Regions from separate parts of the Mus musculus genome. Here region 1 is linked to region 2. Evidence: chromatin contacts called from ENCODE POLR2A ChIA-PET data. All regions are on one chromosome and are shown on one strand. The core of a region is the stretch at or near the end of the contact, and the rest is flanking DNA. Distances in the headings are between cores, read along the strand shown.

What was found. ChIA-PET counts read pairs that join two places held with the same protein, here RNA polymerase II (POLR2A).
Region 1: POLR2A ChIA-PET joins it to region 2 with 10 read pairs in Patski. The contact joins the promoter of Adk here to the promoter of Zswim8 in region 2. POLR2A ChIA-PET finds 5 or more read pairs at or near these places in 2 of 5 experiments (Patski and embryonic stem cell).

The regions. Positions count from the first base shown.
Region 1 is chr14:21,049,900-21,056,672 of GRCm38, reverse strand. Adk (adenosine kinase) reads right to left here and starts at 4,099. Exons shown (of 11, transcript NM_134079.4): 1 at 3,973-4,099. The coding sequence starts at 4,034. It overlaps Ap3m1 (adaptor-related protein complex 3, mu 1 subunit), which reads left to right and starts at 4,231. Exons shown (of 9, transcript NM_018829.4): 1 at 4,231-4,533.
Region 2 is chr14:20,703,937-20,710,671 of GRCm38, reverse strand. Zswim8 (zinc finger SWIM-type containing 8) reads right to left here and starts at 3,120. Exons shown (of 26, transcript NM_027996.3): 1 at 2,616-3,120; 2 at 1-35. The coding sequence starts at 2,823. It overlaps Chchd1 (coiled-coil-helix-coiled-coil-helix domain containing 1), which reads right to left. Exons shown (of 3, transcript NM_025366.3): 3 at 6,247-6,551. The coding sequence ends at 6,438.

The sequences.
Region 1 (6,773 bases), core at 2,850-5,349, 350 kb before region 2:
ACCTTTAATCCCAGCTCTCTGGAGGCAGAGGCAGGCGGATTTCTGAGTTCGAGGCCAGCCTGGTCTACAGAGTGAGTTCCAGGACAGCCAGGGCTATACAGAGAAACCCTGTCTCAAAAAACCAAAAATAATAATAATAATAATAATAATAAAATAAAATAAAAAATGCCCCAAATGAAGCCTAGACACTTATTACCTTCTACTCCAGTCAGGCTGAGTTATATCTCCCATCCTAAGAGGCCCCGCCTTCAGAATAATTTCCCTGTAAAGGCAAACTCCTTACTTCCCACCTAGTTAGCTTCTAGTCAGGTTAATAATGATCACCTTGTATTTTTCACAAGTTCCGCTTAGTTCACAGGAGTAGACTAGCACCTGGATCTTACCTTTTTCTTTCTCCATACTCAGTTCCTAGCACAGTGCCTGAAATAGCACACACTTGAAAGACAGACCGAAAGAACAGACTGGGCATGTGTTCAACACTACTTGGAAGATGCTGTGTCTTCTTAGAGGTGACCCCTGAGGCAGTGAGCTTGGCTAAGATTTCCAAAGCAGAGAAAAGAAAATTGAGTAGTCCTTGTGTAAATGTCTGATACTCAGTTTCTTTCTCCTCAAATGAAAACATGTTACAATCTGATTCTTTGAAATCTTAGCAACTTCCAGGCCCTGAAAAGCAAGCAGCTTAACAAATGGTAAAGAATAAGAAAGGAAAAACTCTTGTCAGATGGGCCTCCCAAAGCAGTTTCTCACTCTCAACAATCCTGACAGTTTTAGCCTGACAATCTCGATCACAGAGGGATTTCTTCTGTACTGATAAGATGCCCAGAAACACCATTATGCATTGGTCGGAGCATCATGATGGGAGACCAAACAAGGAAATCTCTACAGCTGTCAGATGTTGTGGTTTACAAAGGGACTCACTATATAACCTTGGTTGACCCGAGCCTGCCTCTGCCTCTGCGTCCAAACTGCAGGGATTAAAGACATGGGCCACCATGCCAGCTTTTCGCTTGTTTTAAATCACATTTAGTTGTTTGTTTATTGTCTGTGTGCGTGTATAAGTGCATACCAAACGGGCTGTCTTAGTAAGGGTTCATTGCTGTGAAGAGACAGCATGAGGACGGCAACTTTTTTTTTTTTTTTTGGTTTTTCGAGACAGGGTTTCTCTGTATAGCTCTGGCTGTCCTGAAACTCACTTTGTAGAAATCCGCCTGCCTCTGCCTCCCAAGTGCTGGGATTAAAGGCATGCGCCACCATGTCCGGCTGAGGACAGCAACTCTTATAAAGGAAACATTTAATTGGGGCTGGGTTTCGGAGATTTAGTCCATTATCCTCATGGTGGGAAGCATGATGGTGTACAGGTGGGCACAGTGCTGAAGGAGCTGAGAGTCCGATTCTTGATCCATAGATGACAGAAGAATCCTTATTGCACTATGCCTAGCTTGAGCATAGTGAGACCTGAAAGCCATAGTGACACACTTCCTCCAATAAAGCCACACCTACTCCAACAAGGCCATACCTCCTAACAGCACTACTTATTATGGGCCTAGCATTCAAACAGGTAAGTCCATGAGGACCATTCCTATTGAAAGCACCACATGGGTCCTGGATCTGGATTAACACAGGTCATTAGGCTTGGCAGCAAGCACTTTTCCTCTCTGAGCCATCTCACCAGCATCTTTAAACTTTACTCCACTCCCCTACTCCACCAAAATTATCACCAAGTTTTGCTAAATGTTTCGTCTAAGATAAAATTCCCCAAGTTAAAAATCACTTCCTAGGCTGGAAGGATGGCTCAATGGTTAAGAGCAAACTGCTCTTTCAGAAGAGCTGATTGGGCTCCCAGCACCCACGTCAGATGGCTCATAACTGATTCTCTTCAACTCTAGATCCAGGGCATACAAAGCCCTCTTCTGGCATACATGTGACACACATTCACACAAACACACACACATACACATAAATAAAAATAAGAACTATTTTCCTAAAGATAACTGACAACTCACAAATTCCTAAATTCTTTTCCTAATATCTATAAATGCTTTTTACTAATTTATATGTTCTCCACTGACGAATTCTATACATTAAACTGTGCCTACAATTTATGCTGTTTTCTCTCACAGTTAAACAAAATTGGTAGAAATCTCTTAACTGCCAGGAAAATCATAGAGCAATTCAGCCGAAATGCATTATCATTCAGCAATCCTAACTAACAAAGGGAGGAACAGTCTACTCAAAGGTCTCTGCATAAAATTAAAGAATCCATACAGTCAAAATCTTTTAACTTCACCTGTGCAGAAAGCAATAGGTTAGCATTATGGAAAGTGAATTTTATTCCTCTAAATTATCTACAATTTTAAATAGACAGATATGTATATGGCTCTTCATTTTTGGTAAAATTGAGATAATTATAGAAATGGTCTTATCAGGTTGGTTTGGATTTGAGTTAAAATACGTAGAATGCAGAAACAGCACCTGGCATATACATATCTAAGTATTAATCATTACCATGGATCATTTTTAAAAATGCATACTCGAATAGAAGCATGTCTTGGATGTTGTGTAAACACACTAGAACCAAATAATAAACTTGAATCCTGATGCCCAGGGTTCGAATTTTCCTTTCTTAAATGTTTTCTTTGAGCTTCAATATCCTCACCTGTAAAATAAGGTTAATCCCTGCATTTCTTTCATGGAGGCTTCTTTATACCGTTACTTCAGATGGTAAGCACTGTTAAAATGGATCATCATAATATATAAAGTATCATTTTTATTAAAAGAAAATCTAAGGAGACAGTATGCGTTTATTCAGTGGGCGGGGCCAGAGGACAACAGAAGAACAGAATAGGTTCACTCCGTCCACCACGTGTGTCCTGGAGTCTGACTGAACTCAGGTCATCCGACTTGGCAGCAAATGCCCTTATCTGCTGAGCCATCTCACTGACCCAGATAATCTAAAATTTAAAATAAAACATCCTCAGTTTTTTGGTTGTTTTTTTTTTAATGTTTTACGTTTGTGGTATTAGACATGCACAATAACCTTCTAAGAATAATAGGCACTAAATAAACCCACTAAAAGGGACCTGCTCAGACCCATTCCACCAAGAACATGATTTGGGACCCCCCAACTTTCCTTTTCAGTTGTGAATCAATTCTCCTTTTGAACATGGAAAAAATATGTTGAAATAAATGGAATTTGCCTTGTATAATCAGTAACAGGCCCACGGTTTTAAATCAGTTTGATGCGTCTATTTTTAGGTAGCAAAATCACTGCCTTCCAATGAGCACTTCAAAGTCATCAGACACTGAGCGCGCTGGACTTTATACTTATTAGGAAGAAATTTTTTTTAAAAAAACGAACGGCTTTTTGTAAATGAAAGTTGCAACATCAATTGTGCGTCAGGTGTTGGGAGAGAGAGCTCTCCGCTCCTGCCAAATATGCAAAGGGGAAAAAAAGAAAAACAAACAAAAACTTTCCTAACCTAAGCCTGAGGTTGCTTGGGGGTCCCATGAAGGGGGTCTCCAAAGATGATTTCAGAAAGCTGACGGAAAACTCAAAACGCTCTTCTGCAACGCCTTCTGAAGAATTCCAAGAATGTTATCTTTTACCAGGGTCCAGGAGGCGCCGGGCGCCTTCCCGCTAAATACCCTAGGAAAGGATGCAGCTCCAGATAGGTCCTTTGGGGTCGCGCTAGCGCGGCCCGCGAAGACAAGCACGTGGCGCCAGAGGAAGGCTCGGCCCCCGGGCCAGCAGCTCTGATTGGTCAGTGGCTGCCAGGGCCGAGAATGCACCTGAGCAGAGTCCAGAACAAGAGGGCACTGAGGGGAACAGCAGCTACGCGGGCAACTCCCCGAGCTGCAGGTCCAGCGCGTTGGCCCCACGAACGCAGCCACCAACCAGCTGCGCCAGCCCACGTGGGCCTTGGCTCACTGCGAGTGCCATCTCCCTCCTCCCCCACGTAGGGCAGCTCTCACCTCAGCGCTTGTGGCGCTTCCACCTTGAGCTTTTTGGGCTTGGGCTCGTCCGCAGCTGCCATCTTCACACTCTCACCGTAGTTTGGCTCTGCCGCGCGTCCCGCCCCTCAGTCCGGTGGCCCCGCCCCTCAGCTCGTCACCGCCCCCTTTCCACTAAGCCCCGCCTCTCCAAGCTCCGCCCAATCCGTGACTCTAGTCCATAACCATTGGCTCTACGCGCTTCCCTACAGGACCTCGATTACTACGGTAAGGGACCCCAAACGGAGTTAGGCTGCGGGTGAGCGCCTGCGCTCAGGGAGTGCCAACCTCCCCGTTCCTTCAGCCCCTGAGTAATGTGGAAGAGTCAGATCTTCAACCTCTGTAGACACCGAGCCTCTCACTGAACGCCGTTCCGCTCGTTGTGTCTATCTAGTCCAGCCGACCTCCTTGGTGCCTCTGCGGCTGCTAGTCAGGCAATCTGCTGGGCACTCCGAGCGCGGGGTCCTCGCGGCATTCTCTGCTGCTTCAGCTGCGGTGCAGAGAGGACCCGGCACCGAATCACTGAGTCGCCCAGGTGTCGGGGTGAGTGTGAGGGCGGGGAGTCTCCGGGCTGGAGACCTCTCCAAAGCCGGGGAGTAGACCGCATAGCTCCGGCTCGGGACTCTAGCCTGGGCTCCAGGAGCGTCCCCGCTGCTGTGCACCGGGGCCGCGCCTGCCCGGCACGTCCGGGCTTTCTAGCCAGCTGGGCCGGAAGGGAGCGGTGCACCTGCCACGTAGGGTTCTCGGACCCTGGACCCCAGGCACGGGAAATGTCATCTATAGTGAGGTGCAGTACCGACGACTTGAATTTGTAGGACCCCAGGTTTGGCCTTGGAGGGCAAGTCCCCTGAAGAAGCTAAGAACGCTCTCTTTATAGGGTGGCGCCTGCGTGAGCTGGCCTGGGATGGGGAAACAGTGAGTAGGGTGTTGCAGCTTCTCAGGAGACAGGTGACAGGGCTGTAAACTAAGAAGGTGGCCTGGAGAATGGAAACATAATGAGGGGTGGGCTGATTGGATGCAGTGGATTTGTTTGATATTGAAGCTTTAACTTCCTAGTTGAGAAGTTGAGTCACTGTAAAAATCCGGCGTTCTCGCGGGGAAAGAATTTTTTTTTTTTTTTTTTGGTGGCATTTGGGATTTTGACTTGAAAACACATTACACAGAAGAAAAGGAATTTTCTGCAGGCAAATATATAAATCCTTCCTCTGTATTGAAAGAAGAAAACGTGCCCCCCTTTTGAGAGAGTCCCACTGCTATTATCGTCTGTTTCTCAGTGTCTTCCTGGTTTTTAAACATTTTTTTTTTACATTTATTTGTTTGTTGTATGTGTGTTGCATGCCACAATATACATGTAGAATTCAGAGACCAACTTCTGGGCCACAATTCTCTCCTTCCACCATGAGGGTCTTAGTGCTCAAACTCAGGTCCTTAGGCTTGCTAGCAGACACCTTTTTTGATGAGCCATCTCAGTCTCCTTATCTTTGTTTTACCTACTTGCTGCTTTTAGCTAAGAACCACACTGCTATGCCGTTGCCAACATCCTACTGAGTTATCACTAAAATTACTTTAACCAACATCACCCATCACATCAAATATGACAATCATATATTCTCGGTATAGATTTAAAAAAAAAAGTCTTGGAGCTGGAGAGATGGCTTGTCAGTTAAGAGCACTAGATGCACTTTTGATGAACCAGGTTCAATTCCTGGCCCTCACACAGTGGCTGACAACTGTCTGTAACTCCAGTCCCACGGGGATCCTACTCCCCCTACTGGCCTTCTTGGGCACTGCACACTCAGTGTACAGATACATATGCAGACAGAGCACCCATACAAATACAATAAAAACTTAAAGAAAAAAAACAAAACTACTTGCGAATCAGAAAAGTTAACCCCCTTTTAATGCATAAGACATAGATATATTTTAAGTAGGCATGTGTTTTGGGGTTTTTTTTTTTTTTCTAATTTGTGTGGGAGATGCTGCAGAGAACCCAAGTTCAGGTCTTAACAACCAATAACTCCAGGGAATCTGATGTACTTTTCTGGCCTCTGCAAGTACCTGCACTCACATGACATATACAAACAGAAATACATACAAAATTAAAGTTTAAAAAACTTGGGTTGTGAGCTGCCTGAGATGGGTGCTAGGAACTGAACTCTGGTCCTCGGCCGAAGCAGTAGATGGTTTTAATCCCACCCCCTGTATCTCCAGCTTTAAGGGATCCACTGTCCGCTCCTGGTCCTCATGGACCTGCATTTACATGCACAAACCCACACTCAAATACACATAATACACATCTAAATTATTGAAAAAAAAAGTCTTATCAAACAGTCTGTAGGGAACAGTATGATTTGCTGAGGGTAAAAGACTGGAAATGTTAGATCATTGGTGGCCAGCAGTCATGGCATATGCCTTTAATCCCAGCACTTGGGTGGTAGAGGCAAGCAGACTCTTGTGTTAGAGGCCAGCCTGGTCTACAGAGTGAATTCCAGGACAGCCGAGGTTACACAGAGAAACCCTATCTTGAGAATAAAAAGGAAAATTTTAAAAAGGAAAATTGTAAAACATTTTTTGATATTTATTTTTATTACTTGTTTATTATTTGGGGTTTATTTTTATTATTTGCATTATTGTATGTGTTTGTATGTGGGTATGTGCACATGAGTGCCATGCCCATAGAAACAAAAGGCAATAGATCCCCTGGAGCTGGAGTTATGATCTGCCTGACATAGGTGCTAAGATTGAATCTGAGTGCTTTGTTTGTTGAGTTAGGGGTTCAGTTT
Region 2 (6,735 bases), core at 1,871-4,370:
TGCTGACAGCTCCACCAATGGGATTACCAATCCATCTTCCAAAACACAGATTGGGATGGTGGAAGAGAAAGGGACAGAATTATTTTGCAATAATTATTTGGAACCAGTGCCACACCCTGGGCACCTGTGCACGTGCGTACACACTCACACCCTCTTCTTGTAAATACACATACACACACATACATATATATTTGTTTGTTAACTTTTTTGTTTTTGTTCTTTAAGACAGGGTTTCTCTGTGTATACCTGACTGTCCTGGAACTCACTTGGTAGACCAGGCTAGCCTTGAACTCAAGAGATCAGCCTGCCTCTGCCTCCCGAGTGCTGGGACTAAAGGCATGTGCTATGACACCCAGCTATGTTCTTAAGTTTAAATGTTATATTTTTATTATATGTCTGTGTGTGACTTCGTGCGTGTGAGTATAGGAGCTCGTGGAGTGCAGAAGAAACTGTCAGATCCCCTGGAGCTGGGATTACAGGTGGTTGTCAGCCATCACACACGGGTGCTGGGAATTGAATGAAGGGCCAAGAAAAGAGCAGCCAGCACTCAGACCCCTTCTTGTTAGGTATAATGACCCTTAAAACTCCTTTTGGGAGAGGGGAGATGGGCATTCTCCAGCCGCACACAGTCAGGTGGCCAGCCCTGGCCCAGAACAGAAGATACCAGGGAGATTCTAGGAAACTTCTGGCCAGATAGGTGTGTTCTAGGACTCGAGTGGGTGTTCCATCTCCTCAGTACCAAGTTTCCCACATTCTCCGTTTGGATTCCTATTACACTGCACTGTCTCTTTGGCATTCACCTCTGGCTGCCTTTTTACTTATCACCTTTTCTCTCAATGACTGCAGGGCCCCCACTAAGGAGGAAAGATGAGCCAGAACTCAGAAAAATTAGGGGCCCCAAGAGGCAAAAGAGCCTACAAGGCCCACACAGCCTGACTTCTCATCCTCAGAGCCAGGGGGAGCTGAGTACCCTGGGGCACCTGGCTATTGTGCCTGAGCTCCCCTGGAACGGGAAGGAGTTAGCACTCGAGGTTTTTCTACACTATTTTAACAAAAAGCAGTAGTGATATAACAGACTACAGACCTCACAGCAAACAGTTACATTAGAAGACTGATTAAAAAAAAAATCACAGAACAGAAAAGAACCTTTTAAAAACAACAGCAACCTTTTTAAGAGCAAGCAACTGAAGGTGGCTGAGGAGGGCATGGGGAAGAAATGGTATATTCAGTCCAGATGTGAAGGTTGTTAAGGGAGGGTTAAGACCCTTCCAAGCTGTACAGCCAGATCCTCTCAAGAGGCTAGCAGGCAGGGAGGGAAGAGAGAGGGCAAAGATCTTAACCTATGCTGGACCGCACCAACATGGTGAAACTCTTTCCCTCCATGTTCTTAGTTACTTCCCCCAAAGTGAGAGAACCCACATTCTCACATATAAAAGAAGCAGGGAGATCACAAAAGATTCCCATTGACGCTGCTGTGACCTGCACATGTGTGTGCGCGCGCACACACACACACACACAGATGCTTTCTCTCCTAACAGAAGCTGAATACTACCCTCCCAGAAAGTGGCATAGGCGAATTCCTCTGGATCCTAAAGGGGCACCAGAAATCTCTGCAGCTTGCAGAACAGGTCTTTTGGAATGGCCTAGCTAAAACACATACATTAACCCTTTCAACTACTGAAGAAAGCCAACTTGCACCAAGGCCCAGGGCAAAACCTGCCTTGGGCTGAGTAGGGAAAAGATTCTAAGCCTCTGGGTTTCTTTCATCTTTACTCTCCTTTCTACCCGCTCCAAAAGCAAAATTCTCATAGCACTAACACATGACTTCACATGACGACCAAGAATGAAGGGAACACAAAGGAAAGGTGCTTCATGAGGACAGCCCTCCTCAGACCTCAGATATAGAAGTCCAAGGCTCCACCCACTGGTCCCAGACTTTGCTTCTAACAGATGCCAAGAGTCTGGTTTAACCCTATGAATTATAGCATCTCTTCTCACAGGCAAGTTCACTTCCACGTTCCTCTTGGTGGAATACTTTCTTGGTGCAGTTTATGAGGGGAGATTAACATCCTGGAAGCAAAGCAACCCATGCACCATCCCATAGAGTGACACACCTCACGTGATCACCTTTTAACAATCTGCGCCTAACCGCATTCTCTCCTGCCTACTTCTGGTATACTAAAGGCCAAATTCCGTTAAGCATTCTTAAAACAGAGAAGGGGTATTCTCCCGTATTTGGTCTCTAAGGCGTAACGGAATAACAAAAGATCTTTCTGGCCAAGCCAGGATGTTCTTTGCCACAACACAAGCTTATGTGAACGCGCGCCAGTGAGTGTATTCATTCTTCCTTCTCTCTCTCTGTCTCTCTCTCCTTCTCTCTCTCTCTCCTTCTCTCTCTCTCTCCTTTCCTCTCCTTTCTCCCCTCTATATCTTTCTACCCCCCACGCCCCGGCTCTGCTGTTAAGATGCCACCCCGTCCCTGGAAGGCCAGGGAAGCGAGTCCTGAAGTCTGCTCTAAGCTTGGGACAGCTCCCGGTCCGGACAGCTCCCAAGCAAGGCCCAAGCGGGACCAGCTTGCTCCCCTCCCCCTCGCAGTCTTCCCCGCTCATCCTCACCTCGCGTTCTGGTACCGCCACTGCCACCTCCGCCACCGCCTCCAGTGGGGGAATTGGGCCCCGCTGACTGTTTGCGCCATCCTCGCCAGTTCTGGCAAAGGCTCTCGGCCTCGGAAATGAACGAACAGAGTGAATCCTCCTCAAAGCGGTCGGAATCCTCAAACGAGAAGCGCTCGCCGTCCTCCCACTCCGCGAACATCAGCTCCATGGGGCCCGCACCCCCCGGGGCCGGGTCTCCCCCCGCGGATCCGGGGCCTGGGCCGCCGGCCGGGGACTGAGGGGAGGCCCGGGGCCTGAGGGGCGAGCCGGGGCTGGGGGTGGCCGGGGCGCTCAGGGCGGCCGTGCCGGGCAAGGATCTCGGGCCTGGGAGGGACACCGGGCCGGGCCTCACCCAACAGCGAGGTGCGAGCGGGGATTGTGGCCAGCCTGCGAGACTCGAGGCCGGGACGAAGCGCTGGGCGGCCAGGGCCTCTAGGCGGCTGCGGCGCCGCCTCCCCCATCAGCTGATCCGAACTTCCGGCCGCGCCGGCCATCACTACTTCCGCCCTCGCGTGCTCGAGGACTGGACCGCGTACGGGCGGGTGTAGGGGACATGTGTGTGCACTGCCTGCAGTTTTCTCGAGCCCACTCTCACACACAGCTCCCAAAGGAATAGGAACGGGTCACAGATTCCAGCAATTACTTGGTACCCATAGTGTCCCCAAAGAAGTGGACACCGTTCACATCGAGAATCGCTGGCTGTCAGGGGACCGTGCAGTGACCATTGGATAGGTTATTGTCACGCTTCGGGGCTAGGCCTAGGCCGCATTGCCTTCTGGGAGTTGCAGTCCAAAGCCTATAATCCAGCCACTTTAGCTTTCTAAAGGGGAGCGCCAGGAAAGAAAGCATTTGATTTCAGGAAATGGATGGATGTCCTTTTCCTCCGTACTGCTTTTGAATCTGGGGATTTTTAATCTGCGAGTGTGCGTGTGCGCACGCGATGAAGACCTTTTATCAGTATAGTGAAGTCCGTGGATGCCTTTCACCTTGCCTGATTGTTTATGAATTACACATTAATTGGGTTTAAATACAATTATTGAGACATATAAAACAAACGTGTTACGTAGTACTGTTTATTTATACATTAAAAGCCAAGATTGGCAGGGTATTTAACTCTTACATTTTTGGTTGTGAACCCAGCCTTTGTTGACTGAGCCACCTCTTCAGCCTCTGCAGGGTATTTAATTGATAATGTTTGCCTAGCATTTACAAGGCCCTGGGTTCTATGCCACCACCCTTGATTATTTTATATGGACACTAATGCTACTGTCGATTGTATCGTTTAACCCTGACTGAAATGCTAAATTTCAGCTATGGCTAGATATATTTCTCCTCATCCCAGTTGACAGACTTATTAGGCTAATGGGAATCTACTGACCCTCCTTAGTCTAAAGTATCCAAAACACTGAACTTCTTCATGTAACTAAAAGACCCAGCTTGCAGAACCAGGCAATTATAGTGGAATACACGACTATAGGGAAATCTAGCTATTGAGAGATGAGGAAAGACCCCTCTTCACTGCAGTAATTATCACACCTAGACCATGGAGAACTCTCATTTCTATACCACATTAATACTATAAGCTACTGCTGGGCAGCGGTGGTGCATGCCTTTAATCCCAGCACTTGGGAGGCAGAGGCAGGCAGATTTCTGAGTTCGAGGCCAGCCTGGTCTACAGAGTGAGTTCCAGGATAGCCAGAGCTAAATTTTAAACAGAGAAACCCTGTCTTGAAAAAAAAAAAAAAATTCTATCGGCTATTAAGAAAAGGCTAATTTGGTTGTGCCTGGAGGGGCAGAACATATATAAAATCTCACACAATTATTCCTACTACCAGAGGACAGTAAATACTATCAGCAAACCGGAGAATGTAAGAAAAAAAAAACAACAACAGTAATTTACAGTGAATTGCCCACCAAATCTTAGTCATACCACTTGGGAGAATTAAGTGGAAAGTCACTGAAATATTGAGACATGATAATCTACTCTACCTGATTATTTAATAGAAAAAGGAAATAGTTGCCAGAGGGGACAGGAAAAAAAATTACCTTCACATTTCTTAGGTAAAAGTTAATGACCAAATTTATAAATAGTACTGCTTACTTTTACATTAAGCAAGACTGGGCAGAGTATTTAAATCATTGGTAATTTTTACTTTTAATTTTCTTTGGGGGGGGGGGCGTTTCACTGTGACATGTTTTCACTGTGTAGTCCTTGCTGTCCTTGAACGCTTTTTAGACCAGGCTGGCTATAACCCGGAGACTTGCCAGCCTCTGTGCTGGATTAAAGGTGTGAGCCCACAACAACCAGGCTGTTTGCTTTTTTTTTTTAAAGCAACTCTTTTTTAAAAATGATTTTTGTTTTGTTTTGTTGAGGGTCTCTTTATGGCATTGCTCAGAGATCTGCCTGTCTGCCTGCCTGCCTGCCTTCTAAGCGTTGGGGGGAAAAGGCATGTACCAGTGTCTTAGTTAGGGTTTTCTGCTGTGAACAGACACCGTGACCAAGGCAACTCTTACAAGGACAAGATTTAACTGGAGCAGGCTTACTGGTTCACAGGTCCAGTCCATTATCAAGGCAGGAACTGGCAGCATCCAGGCAGGCATGGTGCAGGAGGAGCTGAGGATTCTACATCTTCATCTGAAGGCTACTAATGGAAGACTGACTTCCAGGCAGCTAGGATGAGAGTCTTAAGCCCACTCTGACAGTGACACACCTAATCCAACAAGGCCACATATCCATATATCCACATATCCACTCCCTGGGCACCTATACAAACAGAACCCACCATATCCAACAATTTTTTTTTTATCGTATATATCTGTCTCTAATTGCACTGCTATCAGGCTCCCTGGTACTAGTTGCAAGAAGCTGTGAGGCAGCTAGGATGGTCACTGTGGAACCCAATGTCAGTCCTCTACAAAAGTAGCAAGTACCCTTAAATGGAGTCAGCTCTCCAGCCCCTAAGTATATTAACTGTACAAATAAAATAATATGTATCTACAGAATCTCTGGGTATCAGTATATGCACTTGCTTCAGTAAGCACTTTGGACAGACTATTTGTGAAGTATGCCCTCACTGAATACAGCTGATGGCAAAAAGGCTCTGCATACACAGACTTCATTGCTACTTATGTATCTAAAAGCCAAAGGACTAAATGATGTAAAGGACTTGAAAGGCAACAAAAGACATTCAGACTTGCTCATCAAAAGCATATTTGGACTGGGCAGTGGTGGCGCATGCCTTTAATCCCAGCACTTGGGAGAAAGAGGCAGGCGATCTCGGAGTTTGCGACTGGCCTGGTCTACAGAGTGAGTTACAGGACAGCCAGGAATACACAGAGAAACTCTCTTTCAAAAAAGAAAAAGAAAAAAAACAAAAAAAAAACAAAAACAAAACAAAAGAAAGGAAATGAAGAGCATCCCAGGAATAAAGAACTTCCAGGGTTTGGGGAGATTATAGAGCCCAAGAAAGGACGTGCTCAGGTTGGCTCAGAGGTTGGGTGCTTGCCCAGTGAAGGGAAAGGCAGAGATATTCCTCTTCAGGATGGGGCTGGAGGTGTGAGGAGAAGCAGCTAATTAGAAGAAATGGCCAACTTCTTTTTAGAGGATTTTATTTCAAGACAGCATCCAGAATACGATTCATTCAAAAGAGCAAAATTAAGTATTTTGCCTCATTTTACCCTTCAAAAACTCGTAGCAATGCAAATGCAAACCGCAAACCTCCCAAACGTGCCTCTCTGTATAGCTTTTGGAAATGAGAGTTCATTGAAAATATTTCTCCATTTTCAGATGAGATGAGATTTGTTGGGAAATCTCTGTAACAACTTGGTCATCTTGTGGGGAGATAAACTCTCGGACTGTCCCAGAGACTCCTGGATTGATCTCATCTTCCTGGCTTCCTGAAAACACAACAGAAAACAGAAAACAAAAAACAAAGTCACAGTTCTTTAGCTTATTCTGACCTAGACCCATAATTTTTATAATATTCCAAACCCCAAGAGACCCTGCCTCAAGGAATAAAGTGGAAGAGGAATGGAGGAAAATTCCAGACGTTTACCTCAGGCCACCACACAGCACTGGTGC